Regions from separate parts of the Homo sapiens genome. Here region 1 is linked to region 2. Evidence: chromatin contacts called from ENCODE Hi-C or POLR2A ChIA-PET data. All regions are on one chromosome and are shown on one strand. Each heading gives the region's core, a stretch centred on a gene start or an enhancer-like site at or near the end of the contact. The rest is flanking DNA. Distances are from core to core; before and after follow the strand shown. Region 1 overlaps EPHA4 (EPH receptor A4). Region 2 has its middle 280 kb from the start of EPHA4.

Region 1 (3,977 bases), core at 215-2,714, 230 kb before region 2:
TCATTTAAAGTTCGACGAGAAAACTTGGACTTGCTTTGTGGCCATAAGACCCTATATTTTCAGATTTCCTATAGACGATGTTTTGTTATATCCTGCTTTAAAAAAAAAGTGTTTAAAACTACATTTATAGCCACCCTAGCTGTTGCACTGCACTGTTTTTTGGTTAAAACATGCACCTGCTTTGTTAGTAAAGGAACCTTTGCCAAGTGAATTGTATGTGGGAGGGTGTGACTAACTCTGCAAAGGGACTTATCTCTTATCCTATCTGCCTGAGCTCCCAAGGCTGCCTTTGATAAGATTTATTTCTTCTTGCACCAGCCCCACCCCTCCAACCTTTACTGCTATCTTTCCTCTGAAAATTATTCATATCTAAATATTTTAACTTTTCAAAACTACTCTGCTCTCTGGTTTCATATTTTGTTGAGTGATCTAACCCTTCCTCTGGGAGACAAGTGCTCCCAAGCAAGAGAGCATTACAATTCTGCCTCCCCTGCTCCTCCCACCTTTTAAGTATTATCAGCAGACCTGCTTGCTTACCCGTGTTAGGATTGTGCTGTTTCCTTTTTGGCAAGCTTCAGCCAAGCCCATAATGTTGCAAGGCTGTTTGAAGGGAAATGTAAGTCACAATGGCAAGAAACATAGAAACAGAAAACATAGGAACAGAAAAAGAAAAGTAAATCTGAAATGATCTTCGTACAGCTTGGTTCACAGCAAGGAGTGGTCTGAGTTGCTTTCTGTGTCTAGACATTTAGATGCTAAAGGCAACTGTGTCATCATTCATTCATTCATTCGTATACTTAGTCTACATATTTGTGGTGAGTAGCCATCGTTACAGGTTACAGGTTACCAAATGTTAGAGATGTAATAGTAAACAGGATGGGCGTATTTGCAGCTGCTATGGATCTGAGAGTGTGTTCTGCAAAGGGTGATAGACATGAAACCTCAAAACACACAGTTCATGACTGGATTACAGTTGTGCAGCAGGAGCGGGTAAAGAGCGGGGTCTAGGGAAGAGAGATTTCCTAACCTAGACTACAGGCATCAGGAGAGGATTCTTGTTTCTTACAAGCTGGAGGTGAGGACCATTTTGCATTGGAGGATAAGGACTGAGCTCTTAACCACAGAAGCCATGGAGTGGGGAGGGGGAAGCATGAACAGTTTCAGATCTGAATAAATCCACTCAATTTCTCAGTTTTCCTGAAAACCAGCTACCTATTTTCTGCCTCCCAATTAGATGAAATTCTGTTCTGGGAGGAAACAGGAAAGTAAAGACCTCAGTTGTAAAACAACACTGCGCTGCCCACACCAGCAGCTACCTAATGTCAACCTGAAACCTCATAACTCACTTACTTCAATGGCTGTTGACAAACTCTTGTCAGCTGCACCCTTAGTTCCGGTTTGAATCACGCTCAGGAAGCTGGCCCCTCGGCTGGCTTCCTCAAGTTAGTGGGTGCTGTCATGCAGCTGCTATCAAGGTGTGGCCCACTTGCAAGTGGTCAGGACCCAGGGCCTGGTGGCCAAGCCTCATCAAAGCTGTTGTGATAGCACATGCGGGTGGCATTCTTGAGCTGGGAAGTGGTGTCCCAGTCTGCTTAAGTAGATGCAGACATGACTCATTTGGAAGGATACAGCCAAGGGGAAAATCAAAATTTGCTTTGTATGTCACTTGTTTGGAATCTTAAGTCCACTTAAAAAAAAAAAATGCCCTGCAACTGTGAGGAAGAGCAGAGTTAGTCCTTTATGTCACTTACTTGGAACTCTCGACTCCCGGCTCGCCCTCCTCCACCCTGGTCCAGGTGGCCATGCCCTCTCTGCTGGATCTCAAGGGCCTCCTTACAGGTCCCCTGCTTCTAATCATACTTCCTGTCATCCACGTTCTACCAGCAGCCAAATGAATCTTTTGACAATTTGTATCAAATCATATTGCCAGACTGAGAATAAAAACTAAACTCCTCACTGAGTTAAGGGCCTGTGGGCTCAGGATGACCACTCTGATCTCAATCTTGGCATGCCTCTTGCAACATTTCCTAGCATCAGTAATCTTCTGTCTGTCTAATACATGCCTACTGTAGGCCTTCTGCAACTTTCTCTTCTTCCTGGCATGCTTTCCCATGTAATGTTCACAATTGCTGGCCCTTTATTAATTGAGATCCCCTATGAACCACCTTCCCAGCCCCATCCTCAGTCTCTCATATTACCAGGTTTATTCTCCTGTACAGTTCTATCCCTGCCAGTAGAATATGTGCTCTGTGGAAACACAGGCCGTGCCAGTCATCCCTTCCCTATGTCAGGCACACGTAGGAGCGCTCAGCAATACATGTGGATGAATGAACCTTCACACCATAGAGCAAAGACATTTGTTTCCCTCTTTTTTCTGATCTGATTTTTAATAAGTGACAAAAAGAGCACAGGAGTGCTTGGGAATCTCTGCTAAGACAGGTAAGAGAAATTTCAATAAACAGTTTGGAGGGGTGGATTTATTTGGGGAAAAAAAAGGACCTTGCTCACAGTCCTAGGGCTGAGAAAGTGTTGGAGCTCAGTTCCTGAGCTCCATAAATGAGTCTGCACCAGTCCTGGAAGGAAAGATAAACGTGCTGGACTAATGTGCTCAATGGCATTTGAACTGAATTGTAAGTGACTTTGGGGTTTATCAGAGCATCCTAGGTTATTTGAGAATCACTGAATCTAGGTCGGGCATGGTGGCTCACCCCTGTGATCCCAGCACTTTGGGCCGAGGCGGGCCGATCACCTGAGGTCAGGAGTTCAAGACCAGCCTGACCAACATGGTAAAACCCCATTTCTACTAAAAATACAAATATTAACCAGGGGTCGCGGCGGACGCCTCTAATCCCAGCTACTTGGGAGGCAGAGGCAAGAGAATCACTTGAACCTGAGAGGCGGAGGTTGCAGTGAGCCGAGATCGTGCCTCTGCACTCCAGCCTACAGGACAGAGCAAGACTGCGTCTCAAAAAAAAAAAAAAAAAAAATCATTGAATCTATCAGATCATGGGAACCGTATAGACTTGGAATTTTTGAGGATTAAAAAGAGATATTTTAAATTATTTAGTCTGGTACTCTTAGAGGAAACTGACCCCTAGAAACCTTAAATTGTTAAATGTTAGGAATGGAATCCAGGTCCCCTTTTCACAGAGCCTGGCCTCTTCTCAGTCATTGTATTTCAGCCATTCACTTCCTCCACTTCTACATAGCAGGGAACGGATTCCTGGTTGTGTTTTTGACAGGAGAAATGTAACCTTAACACAGCCTTGAGGAAAACATGAAGGTGATCATCCATCTGCCAAAATTTTTAATGCTATGTTTTGTTTTTCTTTCTTTTCCTGGGGGAAGGATTTATGACTTCATCTTTTTTTTTTTTTTTCCCTTCAAATCTGAGCCTCTTTAGAAATGATCCTGCCTCAAGGCTAGGGGGAAAAAATCCTATTTTAAAAAATAAAATGTAGATCTTCTTATGGTCTGCTTTCCAGACACAAAAGAGATCTATGTCTTTTATTATTATTATTTTTGAGACAGGGTCTTGCTCCGTTGCCCAGGCTGAGTGCAGTGGCACAATCACGGCTCACTGAGGCCTTGACCTCCTGGGCTCAAAGGATCCTCCCACCTCAGCCTCCCCAGTAGCTGGGACTACAGGTGCATGCCACTATGCCCAGCTAATTTTTAAAAACTTCTCGTAGAGACAGAGTCTCACTATGTTGCCCAGGCTGGTCTCAAACTGCTGGATGTAAGCAGTGTTCCTGTCTTAGCCTCCCAAAGTGCTGGGATTACAGGCATGGTAAGCCACCCACCGTGTGTGATGTGGCCAGGATCTAATTTTGATTGTTGATTAAGAGTACTTTTTAAGTAATTTTCAACTGTTTTGTGATATATGAAAAAGAAGACTAATTAATAATGAGATATCAAATAATGTTTCTTAAATTGAGGTAGCTTGGCTGGCCGTGGTGGCTCATGCCTGTAATTCC
Region 2 (4,043 bases), core at 472-2,971:
TCCAACACATGGTGTTTTAAGGTTTCCTATAGCCAGCACTAGATTAGATCATATGTATTTCTATTTATGTCATGTTTTCCTAATTTCAGATTAAAGGAGGTGGTATAACCTCCTTTTATTAACCCTGAGAGAGAGAAACAGAGAGCGAATGAGAAAACAAGACCTGTTAGAAAAAACTATAAGACTATAACATTATTTTAGAAAGGGAAGTGGAGATATAATTTACTTGAAATTGTAAAGAAATTTAGGTAGAGAAAGCTGAATTACTAAAGTAGGAATTTGACAGGGCACTGAGGTTAACAGCTTGAGCCTTATGACAAAGGTTATGGGATCTCAAATGAGGACAAGTGACCATGAACATCTAGTTAGTATCCTTTCAATTTATGGAAGGGGTTAGAAAATCTATTTTGGCCTACGACTTCTTCAAGCCTCACAAGATAGATTTCTGTTTATTACACTTCTAATAATAGTATTACTACTCATTGGTAAAAATTAGAAGCAAATTAGGCCATTAACCATTACTACCTGTTATATCTTTTAAGAGGATGATGTTTTTCAAGTACCATGAGAGATCTAATAGTAATTACTGAACAGTTAATGTCTTTGTCCCTTTATTTTAATGGCACTATCAATTTTAAAGATGAAAGTTTGAATGAAAACTTTAGGAAACTTTAGTTGTAGGTACTCAGCCAAAGTAGAATTACTGTGCTTAGGAGCTTCAAAGAAAATAATTCACTGAAACTTATGTATATATGCTTTTTTTTTTTTTTTTTTCCATGAGACGGAATCTCGCTCTGTCGCCCAGGCTGGAGTGCAGTGGCACAATCTCAGCTCACTGCAAGCTCTGCCTCCCAGGTTCCAGCGATTCTCCTGCCTCAGCTTCCTGAGTAGCTGGGACTACAGGCACCTGCCACCACACCTGGCTAATTTTTTGTATTTGTAGTAGAGACAGGGTTTCACCATGTTAGCCAGGATGGTCTCGATCTTCTGACCTTGTGATTCACCTGCCTCAGCCTCCCAAAGTGCTGGGATTACAGGCATTAGCCACCACGCCCAGCCTTATATGCTTTATTTCTCAAGATACTCATGTATTTGTGTTCTATCGTGATTTGTGCTTTAAGAAAAACCATTGATATCAGAGGTAAAATTTGAGTCAAAACATTTACAGATAGATAATGCTTGGCTTCTGTGTCTAGAGAATGTATGTGGGCAAAATACAGTACCCAAGCCTATTGAAACAGAGGTAGTAATAGCTGTGGAGAGGGAGACATATTAAACCAGGAGTCAGGATTCTGGATATGAGTTCTGACTTTGCCATTATTTGCTTTGTGACCTTGGGTGTATTTGCTTAATCTGCCCATACCTGGTTTTACTTGTCTCTACAATATAGGGGCTTAAATAATAATCTACACTGATCTATCTCTCCTAATGGTTATGTGATGGAGAATTATGTGCTAGCATGTCCTTTATTTGTCCAAAAACAATCTTAATTTTTTAATTGGAAAACTTTACCATTTCTATTATTTTTTGCTACCCCCGTAAAGTTCCAGAATCCTCTAGATTTTAGATTGGAAAGATCTGAGATTTTCTTGCTCAGTGGTTCTCAAATGCGTGCATGTCTCAGAACGCACTGAATCACTTATTCAAATGGCTAGTCTTGCACTCCACTCAGGAGTTCCCGATTCAGTGGTCTGAAGTGGGGCCCCAAATTTGCATTTCTAACAAGTTTCCTTCTGGGTGATTCTGAAGCACTGATCTGGACACCACACTGAGAACACACTGGTCTCTCTCAAACTATTTACCAGATTAGGCAAGAAGCCTTGCAAAGATAATTGAATTACCCATGCTTACTCATCAGTTAGGGGCCCAAACAAAACCAGCAAAACCCTATTCTCCCAGATGCTGAGGTCAGAGCCTTCTCTATGATACCACAATTCCCCACTTTGAATTTGGGTTATATGATACAGACTAAAAAATTCAAATAAATTTATTCCAATCCACATTGCCACTCAGATTAACAGCTTCTGTTGAGAGGGTTTTTTTTTTTTTTCCTTCGGTCAGGAACAGAGTTTAAATACCCAGTAAGTTTTATTTTCTTTTTTCTTTTTTCTTTTTTTTTTAATGTGTGGCCCACACCTGGACCATGTTTGCATGAAGAAGAATTAAAGCTAAAATGGGGCAAAGAAGGATTTATTGTTAGTGAAAGACTTCTGCCACAACAAAGACGGACTAAAAGAAAACAAACCAGCTTATTTCTACTAAACGTATATATTTTTATATTTTCATGTGTGAGTTTTAGTTTGTTGTTGTTGTTAATAACAAAAACCCACACAGAGCAGGTTTAAGGTTCATAAAAGATTTTAGTATCTCTGGAATCTCATTTGCTTGAAGAAAAATTCCCCTTGATCCTGATAGTGTAGAGATAAGAACTTCTTCTAAAGTCCCCAGAAACAAGCACAAATAATGTGCTTTTGATAACGACTGAGAAATCTACAAGACAGACAAATAGGGTTTCCCTGGATGCACTGATCTCTCTCTATCCCCTGAGTTTGTGGTGCTTTCCTCACCCTCTGGAATAGTCCTTGGCCCCTCCATTCCCCCGCCATGTTGGCTACTCATTCTTCAGGTCTGAGCTTAGAGGCTCTTTGCTGACCCTCCAAGTCCGGGTGAGGGACAAGTGGTGGACACCACTGAGATGACTTGGCATTCTTGCCCTTGCGCCTCCCTCACCTTGAGTTTAAGCTGGATCTAGAGACCTGCTTCAGATTAATGGAATTTGATGATGCTTCTAACAGGAGGTTACATAAAGGCCCTGGCTTTTGTCTTGTTTTGCTCTCTTGTTTGTTCACAGTTTCTATGTCATGAGCTTCCCTATGAAGAGGCCAATATGACAAAAGACAAAGAAAGACCTCTGGACAACAGCCAGCAAGGAACCAAGGCCTTCAGTCCTCCAGGTTATGAGGAAGGGAAGCCTCTAACAATTCTGTGAGTAAGCTTGGAAGCTGGGCCTTCTGTTCATCCTTTGGGTGAGATTTCAGTCCCAGTAGCTTGGGAGAGGCTTTGAGGCAGAAGCACCTAGATTCCTGACCCACAGAACTGTGAGATAATAAATATTTGCTGTTATACTAAGTTTTGAGATAATTTATCACACAATAAATAATTATTATATCACCCATCACATTTATTGACTTTCCCTGTAGACCAGTAAATCACAAACTTTAGATGGTGAACTCTTGAAAATAAACATTTCCAGCTTCAGAGATTCTGATCGAATAGTTCTGGAAAAGGTCCAGGAATCTGTTTTTAAAAAAAGTATTTCAAATAGTTTGTATGCATATAGTCTCAAGACCCCATTTTTGAAAATTCTCTCTGGAAGCTACAAGCAACTTTTTTTTTATTTTTATTTTTATTTTTTTTTTTTGTGGCAAGAGAGATTTTAATGGCCAGAAAGGACTCCTTTAGGATAAGCTAGGATTGTTAGGCTAAATCATACGTTGCTCAAAAAGGGAGATCTCTAAGAAGCCCTTAGCTAGTGAAGATTGCGATCTATTTGTGTTTGGGGCTTATTGCATAGGGGCAAAGGGCAAGATAATTTATGGCTCCTAGACTATCTTTTTATATTTTTATTTTTTTTGAACTTTTATTTTAGGTTCAGGGGTGCATGTGAAGGTTTGTACATAGGAAAACTCATGTCACGGGGGTTTGTCATACAGATCATTTAATCACCAGGTATTATGCCCAGCACCCAGTAGTTATCTTTTCTGCGCCACTCCCTCCTCCCACCCTCCACCCTCAAGTAGACTCCAGTGTTTGTTATTGCCTTCTTTGCGTTCATGAGTTCTCCTCATTTAGCTCCCATTTATAAGTTAGAACATGTGGTATTTGGTTTTCTGTTCCTGCATTCGTTTGCTAAGGATAATAGCCTCTAGCTTCATCCATGTTTCCACAAAAGACATGATCTCATTCTTTTTTATGGCTGCATAGTGTTCCATGGTGTATATGTACTGCATTTTCTTTATTCAGTCTGTCATCGATGGGCATTT

What was found. Hi-C counts contacts between places; a loop is a spot of excess contacts on that map. ChIA-PET counts read pairs that join two places held with the same protein, here RNA polymerase II (POLR2A).
Region 1: a loop to region 2 is called in a map of OCI-LY7, with 1.8 times the contacts of the local background. The contact joins two enhancer-like sites. A Hi-C loop is called at or near these places in 1 of 168 maps with a recorded cell type or tissue (OCI-LY7) and 1 of 37 single-sample maps with no recorded cell type. POLR2A ChIA-PET finds 5 or more read pairs at or near these places in 2 of 52 experiments (CD4-positive, alpha-beta T cell and HEK293).

Annotation. Positions count from the first base shown.
Region 1 is chr2:221,515,363-221,519,339 of GRCh38, reverse strand. All of the region lies in intron 3 of EPHA4 (EPH receptor A4), which reads left to right. Among named protein-coding and RNA genes, the nearest start is that of EPHA4, 55 kb to the left of the region's middle. RefSeq lists enhancers at 1,000-1,499, 1,357-1,651, 1,500-2,001, 975-2,174. Within about 2 kb of position 1,464, at least 22 of the 41 ENCODE cell types and tissues checked have a DNase peak (open chromatin) inside an H3K27ac peak, as active enhancers do.
Region 2 is chr2:221,287,314-221,291,356 of GRCh38, reverse strand. No RefSeq gene overlaps it. Among named protein-coding and RNA genes, the nearest start is that of EPHA4, 280 kb to the left of the region's middle. Within about 2 kb of position 1,721, at least 2 of the 41 ENCODE cell types and tissues checked have a DNase peak (open chromatin) inside an H3K27ac peak, as active enhancers do.